2 separate regions of the Mus musculus genome follow, and region 1 is linked to region 2. A link is a loop called in an ENCODE intact Hi-C map of the cell type or tissue named here. Cell type or tissue: heart. All regions are shown on one strand. Links, peaks and the distances in the headings refer to the core of each region. The heading gives the core; the rest is flanking DNA.

Region 1 (5,379 bases), core at 297-5,296, 130 kb after region 2:
AAAAACTAAACACAGCTTAGAATTCACTTAGCTTCAGTCAAGTCCAACAGGAAGTCTATTTTGAAATCTCTAAATGTTATCTTAGAAATTAATGTTAATATTGCCTTCTCTTTGTGTCATCTTTGATTTGTATGAATTTATCCAATTCTTCAAATGAAATTAAGGACTATTTCATGTGTCATTTACACACCTACAGATCTTTTTCTTGAATACTGAAGCTTATTCAACAGAACTTTATTTCTGTTGTTCTGGGAATCAAGCTAGACAGTACTCAGCCACTGAACTACAGACCCAGCCTGAATTAGTGTCAATACCTCAATTTGAAAAACTTAGGTCAGAGGGGATAAAGTTATGTTTGCATTAGTCATGAACCTGTGACCTGCAGTGAGGATTATCTAGTGCCAAATATAACTCCTCAGTTATTAGCAGTAGCCTTATTTGCAAGAAAGTATCACTAACTCATATACAAAAGCAAAACCCTCCTTCCCCACATCACCACAACTGAAGCAAACCCTCTACTGAGAATGAGGAAACGCCTCCATTTTTCTCATAAGCCTTTTAAGGCCACTGTAATAAAAAAGGTCTTGAATCTAGAAATGTTAAAAAGATTACACAGAAAATGATAATACTCCCTCTCAGTGTTCCCCTCTGGTAAAAGGTAGTCAACAGATTCCTTAATATTTTCCAAAGCACTTGCAACTGAACTGATTTATTCAACATCACAGTCCACTCTCAGACTAAAACAACACCAGGCATTATCCCTATTTCACAGAATAAGAAAACAAGGTCAATGGTAGGATAAATATCTCTTCCAAGACTGTAATTACAGAAGCAAAGAGAAGCTTCCATCCAGGCAATCTGATTTTCAGGCAACTGACCTACCAAGGAAAATTGGACATTTTTCTTATTTTGACATATTTCTTATTTGCTTTTCAAACTGTAGCATATACTAAACAAGTCATACGGTGTCCATTCAATAACAAACTATTTGACAAACAGAAAGAAACTGCACAATTATGTAACTGCAAACACTGATTAGCACTCTTGCTCTCTTATGATACATTCCTACTACTGATTTTCACAAAAAAAAAAAAAAACCTAGAAAAGTGGCAAGGTGGGAAATAAGTTAAATCTCTCTCTCTCTCTCTCTCTCTCTCTCTCTCACACACACACACACACACACACACACTCAGTAATGGCAGCCCAATTCAAGTTCATGATCTGGTTGTTTGCCTTACATATACTGTTATGGATTATTTCCTTGTCTTTCCCATTTACGTGTTACTTTGTTGTTGGAAGCAATGTTCCTCCCCCTCCTCCAAACCTTAATGCACAATGATTCGTTATATCTCCCACCTAAATAAGACCTCCAGAATGTGCCATATAAAGAAAATTCGACTGCTAGGCGTTTCTCCTTTCTAGTAAAATGCTAACATAACATATGCCAACACTTGAGACCCCCCCCCAAAAAAAAGAAGTGGTATTATCTGTGAAAAAGATTTACAGCCCTTTTAAACCTGTATGTTAATTCCTGTGCCATTAACTTTTTATAGCATTCTATGAACTCTCTACAACAAAGGGGGGAAACTAAGTGTCAGGATTTCAACCGATGAATCTGGGTGGAACAAAGACTTCTCCTCTCATTATGCAGTGAGAACCAAGTTGCCAAAAAAAAAAAAAAAAAAAAAAAGCTCCCCTCAGACGACACCCTTCGTAGTTACTAGCTGCATGTCTGGATGTACAGGGGGGAAATCATCAGGTCAAATACTGCCGCTGCCTACTTGGTTCCTACCCCTTTGCCAAAGGCGTCGTCCCAGAGCTAGAGCCCCAATCTTTTTCTCCCCAATACAGCTAAGCAGCTTAACCCTCTGAGTTCCATAACCTCCGGTGTCTTACGCAGGCGTCCCCGGGAACAAATCACGTTCGAAATTCAGTCGATGCCCCTGTCCCCACCCTCCCAGACCCCACAGGACTGCTCCTAACAGCCACTGGCCTGGCGTCAGAAAGGGCAAACCCGGATCCCCCACAAACCCTCAACCCCGCCACTCCCTACCCATTCGCCGGCCAAGGCGAGCAGGGAAAGGGACCAGCGCGCAGCCCTCAGTCTCGCCCCAGCCCAATAGAGGGGCGAGGCAGATGCAGCCCAGTCAGCCCTCCTCGCGCCCCTCAGCAGCGGCGAGGTGGATACTCCATACCAGGGCGAGGGGCATCGCCCAGCCGCCCGAATCAGACTGGCAAGTAGGGGAAGGTGTGGTCCAGCAGTGGCGGCCTGGATAGATTGCCTGGCGGGTCCCAGGTCCTGTCCCCGAGACACCCGGGCCTCGCCCGCATCCCATCTTCTCGCAGTCGCCACCAAAGCCTACCCAAGACACTCCTCCCGGCTGCGAACGCCGCCCAAGGGGCTGTGGGGTCTGCGCCGCATCAGGCTAGTGACAGGTGGCGACGGGTGACCATGGCAACCCACGGTGCACGGCGGCCCGCCCCCGCCTCCTGGAATCCGCTCACCTGAGAGCTCCGGGCGGAGCCGGCAGAAGCGGTGGAGGAAAACGCGGAGGAGAGGCCGGCGGCCAGAGCCCCGAGACAGCCAATTCCAGTCTAAGGCGCGAGCGCGAGGGCGGCGGTCTGGGCTAAGCAGCCCGCACGTCAATCCATCAGCTCGTCAGCCGGTCCTGCTCGCGTCCGCCCCGATCCCGCCTCCGACCGCTCCGCTCCGCGGACTGCGGTTGTCAAGCGCCGCTGGAACGGAGCTCCAGCCGCCAGCTGCAGCCAATCACTGCTCGTCCCTGGAGCCGCCTCAGGACCCCTCCTCGCGAGGCGGCTAGGCAGGTGCCTGAGCAGAAGAGTCGGCTGGGCCAGCCCAGGAGGGTAGGGCGGGGCCTAGAGGCGGGGCCTAACACGGGGGCGGGCAGAATCTAAGACTGACGCCTGGAGGCTCCTGGCCCTCGCCTTCTCTGCTCTTATGGTTTAGGAGATGACTGTAAGGAGAATGTAGGCCCAGAACCTTCGGGTGACGCTATGTTATGTCCCAAAATAGCGTGGACAGGTGTGGTAGTTTGAATGAGAATTGCCCCCATACTCATGCATTTGAATGCTTGTCCCCAGTTACTGGACTGACAGGAAAAGATAAGGATAGCAGTTCTCAACGTATGGGTCCCAACACCTCCTAGGAGGGTAACATATCATATAATTTCAATTCATAGCAGTAACCAACTGGTCTGAAGTAGCAACGAAAATAATTTTATGGCTGGGGGTGAGGAGGCCACCAAAAGATGAGCAACTGTATTAAAGAGTCGCAGCATTAGGAAGGTTGAGAACCACTGGATTAGGTGTGAACAAGTTGGAAGAGATGTCACTGAGGGTGGTCTTGGAGGTTTCAAGAGCCAGTCCTTTCTGGCTTTTTTTTTTTTTTGTAAGATTTATTTATTATATGTAAGTACACTGTAGCTGTCGCCAGACACCCCAGAAGAGGGCATCAGATCTCACTATGGATGGTTGTGAGCCACCATGTGGTTGTCAGGATTTGAACTCAGGACCTCCAAATAGAGCAGTCAGTGTTCTTAACCGCTGAGCCATCTCTCCAGTCCCAAGCCAGCCTTTTCTTCGTTTTATGTCTGGTGCTTGTGGATCACGTGTAAGCTGTTAGCAACTGCTCCAGCATCAGGCCTCCCTGTCTGCTGGCACATTCACTGCCAAGACCGTCATGAACTAACCCTCTGGAACCCTGAGCTAAAAATTAAATGCTGTCTTTTATAAGTTGCCTTGGTCGTGGTGTTTCATCACATCAATAAAAAAAGTAGCTAGGACAACCTGTCTGACACTTCCAAATGTCTTCTGTGCACTGGGTTTGACTCTTAATTCTACTCCAACGATTAACTAATAAAGCTTAAGTGAAATAAATACTCCTTCCTTGCCCTTTTCCGTACTCCATCTCCCTCCATGAAAACCATCCCCTTCCAGGCTCTCCATGTGTAAAGCTAATCCTATCTTGAAGCACTTAACAAGGCTGCTGTTTTGAACTGCCCTTTTATTTACAGTAGTAACCTCACTCCTACACATTTGTGTAGTAGTATTCCCCCAGATACGTACTGCTCAAGGAGCTGAACCTCCAGGAACCTTAGCATAAAGAATCCAGAACTCAGGAGGCAGAGGTAGACTTATGAGAGATTTACCTGGCCTGGTTTACATAATGAGTTCCAGCCAGCAAAGGCTGGGACCTCAAAAACAAACAGACAAAAAATCCAGTTCAAGATAAATGGCCAGGTGAGTCACAGCATTGTGTATGCACATAACATATCCAATAAATAAATACAATACTTTAAAGACCAAGTATGTTGGTGCATGCCTGTAATTCCAGCAGGATAAAGAGTATTGCAGATTGGAGGCCAGTCTGAGCCCAGCTACATAGTAAGAGTCTGTCTCAAAATAAGATGGGACTGCAGAGATGGGTCTGTGGTTAGTGCTTGCCATGCAGTCATGAAGAACAGGGTTTGGATCATCAGTAGTTATTCAAGGCTGGTGGCCACCTGTAAACCCGGAGCTTCAGAAGCAGAGATGGATCATGGGAGTGAGGGACACAAGCTGACTAACTGTCAAACTCTGTCAAGGAGAAACGTTGCCTTAATGAATAGGATGAAGAGTGATCAGAGTCAAGCACTATCAATTCTGGCTTCATACACATATACACATGCACAGAAGAGGGGGAGAAGAGGAAGGAGGAGGGAGAGGAGGAGGGAGAGGAGGAGAGGGAGGAGGAGGGAAACCCAAAAAGATAAGTCGTAGTTTAAAAGTTGTAGAGAGAACATTTTTAATTTCAGGGAGAAATTAAAATATCTGAACTTCAAAACATCAATTGCCCAGTTCACCTAAATCCTAGAAGAAAATCATATAGTATCTTAGTCACTATTCTATTGCTCTAAAGAGACCACCTGATGAAGGCAAGTGTTATAAGAAAAAGCTTCTAGGGATGGAGAGATGGCTCAGCAGTTAAGAGCACTGACTGCTCTTCCAGAGGTCCTGAGTTCAATTCCCAGCAACCACATGGTGGCTCACAACCATCTGTAATGAGATCTGATGCCTTCTTCTGGTGTGTCTAAAGACAGCTACAATGTACTTACATATAATAAATAAATAAATTAAGAGGAAAAAACCTTTTATCTGGGACTGGCTCACAGTTTCAGAGCTTCAGTCCATTATCAACATGACAAGAAGCAAGACAGCCTACAGGCAGATACTAGAGGAACAGCTGAAAACAGACATCCTGAATTTAGGCCAAGAGACTCTGGGCCTGGCATGGGCTTTTAAAATCTTAAACCCCACCCCCAGTGACACACTTCCTCCAACAAGGCAGCACCTCCTAACTCTTTGAATTCTTTCTAATAG
Region 2 (5,379 bases), core at 115-5,114:
AAAGTCAGAAGAAGGCGTCAGATCCCCTGGAACTGGAGTTCTGGAGGGGTAGAAACCCACCACGTGGTGCTGAGCTACCTCTCCAGCCCCATCATCTTAGGTTTTAACTGGAAACGTGTTGGGGCATCTCAGTCTCTTTCCTCGTTTCTCTTTTGTTTGAGAATGGTTTCCTGAGTTGCACCTCATGCATGGCTCACTTTTCATCTCTTAATTTGTCAAACCTGTGCACTGAACTTAAAATGTCAGTTGCTTCCCTATTATACTAAAAGTTTCATTGGAATTCTCCTTTTCTTTTGAAAACCTTCCTGTTCTTGTCTCTTTTTTTTCCAGTTCTTGATTCATGCTTTTGTCTCTTTAAATACATTAACCTTCCTTATTTTATTACCTATGTCGTTTTGCACTTCAAAGTCTGTGTGGGCTAGGTTCTGCTGCCCTTCTGTCCTCTGAGGATATTTGTATAAGCTATCATAAATATATACATATATAGTTATATATGGTTTATATAGAGAGTTTTGGGTTTTTGTAGTCCTTGATTCATTTATTCTCATGCTTTTCTTTCTTTAAATATATTAAATATTCTATGTCATATTTCAGTTTCAAAGTCTGTGTGGATTTTATATTACATATATAATACTCTCAACTACACTTATTAAAAAGTAGGTGTATATAAATATATATTCTATTTTTTAAAAGACAGGGTCTCACTATGTAGCCCTGGTTGTCCTGGATCTCACTGCATAGATCAAGATGGCCTCAAACACACAGAGACCCACTTGCTTGTGCCTCCCAAGATCTGGCATTAAAGGTATGTGAGACAATACCTGACTCTTGTTATTTTTTGTTTGTTTGTTTGTTTGTTTTTGTTTTGTTTTGTTTTTTGACCATTAAATGTCTTCAAGTAGAAGAATGGCACAATCTCATGGATGCATGCGTTTGGAAAGAAGATTTACAAAACAGTTCAACTGATTAGGAAGATAGACATTGCTGATAGCTGAGATAAAAAGTCCAATCTATGAGAGAAGGGGGCACAGGAAAGAAACGATTCGCTTTGGCTATGCAGAATTTAAAATACTTTTTATTGTGGTTTACTGTACCAATTCCCACAAAGAATTTATGAGTATGGAAGAATTATAATATCTACCTCTGAAATAGTACAACCAGCTAATTCAGCTTTTTATAAGAACTTGGTATTAAGGGTGCTCGCTGATAATAATAAGAGAACCACTTATTGAACAGCTTCGATGTGTCAGCAGCTGTGTTAACCATTTCATAAACTTTACCTCCTGAAGCATCATGACAGACCTTATTAGAGGAGGTCTCATTATCTGTGTTTTACAGCTGAGGAAGCTAAGGCTACAGAGGACAGACGCCTAACTGGTTCAAAATCAGTCAGTAGGAAGAGGCCCGAGCTGAAATTCAAACCCAGGTCTGGCTGGTGCTAACACTATCTCTATACAGTTTTCCATGACACACATATAGTGGTCACGGCCATCACCACAGAGATGCTGAAACTAGAATTTCTTTAACAGGTGCCCAATCCTGTAAAACATTAAAATTTCATCCCAGTGGAGAAATAGGCAGTGGCTATAGATAATGTAATGTAACCAACGTCATCAGCTTCACAGCAGAGACTCTAGTTTAAACATTTGATGAACAAGCTAAGATCTATTTTTTGGTGAACTTGATATGAAGGCATGAATAGAATGGGAATGCAAGCCGCCGGAGCGGATTAAATTCGCCATCTCTGCTTTTCCTGGGAACCAGCGATCCTGCAGTCAGAAGAAGTTTGCTTTCCCAACATCTGGAAACGCCAGAACTGTGTGTGACACTGCCTCAAGAACTGAGGCTCCTTGTTCAGACTTTCACACGGGACCCTCTGTTCCTTTCACACAGGCCTCTTTCTTTCTCACATCTGCCTCTTGGAAGACTTTCCCAGGGCGGGACTGAGCCTGCAGGGAAAGAGGCAGTGGACTGGGGCTCCTGGGTTCAAAGTCTGAACTAGACCCAGCTTGAACTCTGATGTTTATTGTCCCACTTTTCGCCATCTGAAGGAGAAATTCGAGGACAATAAGCTTCTAGTTGGCGGAGGATCTATCCGCAGCAGAGGAGAATCAAGCGCTACAGTCCGAGAGGCAAACCCCACACACAGATCTTTAGAAGGAGGGAGCCCTGGCTCGTCTAGCCCCGCCCTCCACCCGCCTAGCCCCGCCCCACCGGTGCCATTGGCCGGTCCAAAAAACGCGGGGCGTTGTCAGTTTGAATGGGCGAGCCTGGAGCTAGGCGCAGGCGCAGAGGAGTACAGGCGCTGAGGGAGCCTTGCTGGCGGTGAGACCCTCTGAGAGGCCAGGGGGAGGCCGAAGCTCTGGCCCACGTGACCTGCCGGGGGCGGGCGCCCGGGGCGCTCGCCAGCCTCCCGCGGTGCCCCTGCTTGGCTCGGCGTCGCCGCCGGGACCCGACTTGGGGAAGCGCCGCGGTTCCTAGTCTACGGCCAGAGGCGCTCATCCCTGCAGCGGTTCCTTGTTCTCAGGAGCCGCGGGCCGGAGGGAGGTGAGCGGAGCCTGAGGGGGTGACCCAGTGGGGTGTGTGGGGGCGTGGGGCGGGGGTCTCTGGACCACCGAGGCTCGACGGGCTCGGGTGACGCTGGGACCCGGGAGCTCCGTGGGGGGCTTCGCACCCGCACCATTTAGGCTGTTGTCCCCTAAGTGAGGGGAGACTGGGGATCGGGCTTCTGCAGACCTTGAAAATACTTGCTGGGATGCAGCGACTTCACGCGTTTTCCGAGCGTAACAGACGGTGGATACAAAGCCGAATCCCAGTGGATTCGAATCCCAGGCACGTCGCCGGCCCCGGGTCTCCACACCAGACACCTTTGTCAAGTCACATTTAAACTCCTGAACTTTTCGGATCCCAGACTTACTGGCAAGCGAAACTGATAGATCGTTGTAACCAGCTTTATAGCAAGCGTAACATGTTTGAGATCTTAGCCGGAAAGCTGTAAACTTAGTATCTTCAGATGAAAAGTGGAAAACGTAATTTCCTTGTATTTTAATGGTAAACAATTAGGTGGCTTTAACAAGTATCATTTGAACTCTGTTGAAACGAGTAATGATGGCAATGTTTATTTGCCTTAATGCATTATTTAAACGCCGGGTAGACTTAGAATAGGTAAGTTCTTGACTCTCCTCTCGGTGCTTTGTGTTGATTGGACTGCTGTGTGGTTTGTGTTGTAAGTTTTTGTCACCAGCGAAGCAGAATTTTCAGACTGCCTCTTTGGAAGGCTAAACTGAAGATTTTCCGGCTTGTTAGTAACCATCGTGATTGCTTCTGGTAAAGAGCACTTTTGCCTGGGGTTTCGACGTGCTAAGAGCAGAGATTCGTTCCGCCTAAGTTCAAAAGCGAAGGTTCCTGTCCTTTGACTTGAGGGCAGTGGGGGAGTTCAGGGATGCCCGGCCGGTTCTAGGCATTCATAGGCCCCTCTTGCAAACTATTTCTAACTTACAATTCGAGGATTGGACTGGTTATGAATTCAGAGACTGTGGAGTATTGTGGAAGCGTGTCCCACGGAAAAATAGTTTAGCTGAATTTTCAGTAGGTCAGACATACACTATTACAAGTATGTTTTGATGTAAACCTGAGATTTAATAGTAGGCTAGTTACAAAGGTAATGCACTATATATAGTGTGGCTCCCCACACCTCACCTCCTCTGTACTTGGGTTTGAACTCTAAACCATGTGAACACTAAGCAAGAGTTCTATCACTGAGGTAATTCCAGATTATTCATTTATTAATTAATTAATTCATTCATTCATTTATTTGAGACCTATTGTTGCTAAATGTTTAGGGCTGGCCTGGAACTTGGAATCCTCCTGTCTCAGCCCAGTAGCTGGGATTACAGCTACTGGGCTGTAATATGTGCACAAATTCCACCTGGTATGAAATGGCTGGCTGACTTTCTTCTTCCTTCCTTCCCTCCATTCATTCAGTGTAGTTTTGAGACAGGGTCTCAGATAGCTGAATTTGGCCTTGCACTCTTTGATTCTCTTTCTCCATCCTCCCAGTGCTGTGATTACAGGTGTGCACCATACATGCTTAGGGTCAAATCCAGGGCAGGTGTATGCCGAGCAAAACCAAACCACATCCTCAGCCTTCACCTTTCTTACCCATAAAGTACTCCAAGACTTACCTAAAAACAAACAAACAAACATACATACCCCCACCCTCACCCCACACACCTGTGGGCATTTGTTTTTAAAACTGTGTAATTAATAGGCTACTGGTGGGATTGAGACTACTCCCTAATCTCAAAGCACCAGCTACTGCACTTAAATGGCCATGTGTTTCTGAATCCCACTTGTGGCACATAATTCTACTTAAAACCACAATACAGTCGGTGGTTTGTTATGAAGTGTGGAGGGATCTATCTACCCTTGTAACGATGGTCTCGCTTTGTGTGTGTGTTCTAAAGCAAATAACACTTCCCATAGCTTTTAACCTTTCCAAAGACACAGAGCAAAGTTTACTTGAATCTGCAAGAATATAAATATAGTCTTCTCCACTGTTAGAAATGTGTTATAAACTCTGTTTTTGCACGGTTACAGAATTCCCTTTTATCCTGATGGTTGAACCCCAGTTCTTGCCCTCACCTGCTTCCTGCTCTGCTGAGCTACACCCCAGCCTCATTCTCAGACCTAGATGGTTGGACATCTGTGGTGCACAGAATATTTACTGATGTCCTGAGTGGGCAGAGAGGCTCCTTAGTCAGTTTTGAGTTTTTGCAGTACTTTTCACCTTGTCTCCTCATCTGGCCCTGTGTGATGCTGCCTGTTTCTTGTCCTAACATGTAATTTTGCTATTTCTTTGTTGGAAAAAAAGAATAATAATAACCCTACAAGTTTCCCATTGGAAAACACACACACACACACACACACACACACACAGAGCCTAATAGGTGCTTCAGCCAGACAGTGCAAGCCTCACAGTTTGGTCATGTTCTCTTCCACTTCTGACCAATGTGCTTCCCAGGAGTGTCTACACACCCCACCTCTTTGCTTCAGTTGCTTCCCTTAAATAGAACGCCTTACTCTGTTTGCCTAATAAGTTCTACCATAGGAGCGCCTGCAGTACACATTTCCTTATTTCCACAGAGGGTTTGGGGTTTTTTTGTCCTTTTAAATTAGAGTTCTGCTATAACCTCATAAAATTAAACTGAGTAGAAACATTTCCTTCCATAGAAGGTGCTTAGTAATATGTTTTATATATAAGATTGTGTTTTATATGGGTTTTTTTCTTTTCCTACAAGGAATTCTGTACTCACTTTCTAGAGCCCTTCTTTGGTTGGATATAAAGTTTTGCAATTAAGATTCATTTTTGCTTTAAAA

What was found. Peaks named below come from ENCODE experiments on the same cell type or tissue, not always from the same donor. Only the 100,000 strongest peaks of a DNase experiment are listed, where the experiment ranks them.
Region 1: a loop joins it to region 2, with 2.8 times the contacts of the local background. A loop is called at or near these places in 1 of 42 quality-filtered maps.

What each region holds. Positions count from the first base shown.
Region 1 is chr3:108,588,724-108,594,102 of GRCm38, reverse strand. Wdr47 (WD repeat domain 47) reads right to left here and starts at 2,825. Exons shown (of 15, transcript NM_181400.3): 1 at 2,506-2,825. In heart, for the core only: a CTCF peak has its summit at 2,939; a DNase peak (open chromatin) is centred at 2,812; H3K4me3 peaks cover 1,760 bases; H3K27ac peaks cover 1,397 bases.
Region 2 is chr3:108,719,209-108,724,587 of GRCm38, reverse strand. It overlaps Gpsm2 (G-protein signalling modulator 2 (AGS3-like, C. elegans)), which reads left to right and starts at 2,289. Exons shown (of 15, transcript NM_029522.2): 1 at 2,289-2,547. In heart, for the core only: a CTCF peak has its summit at 2,764; a DNase peak (open chromatin) is centred at 2,247; H3K4me3 peaks cover 2,418 bases; H3K27ac peaks cover 2,231 bases.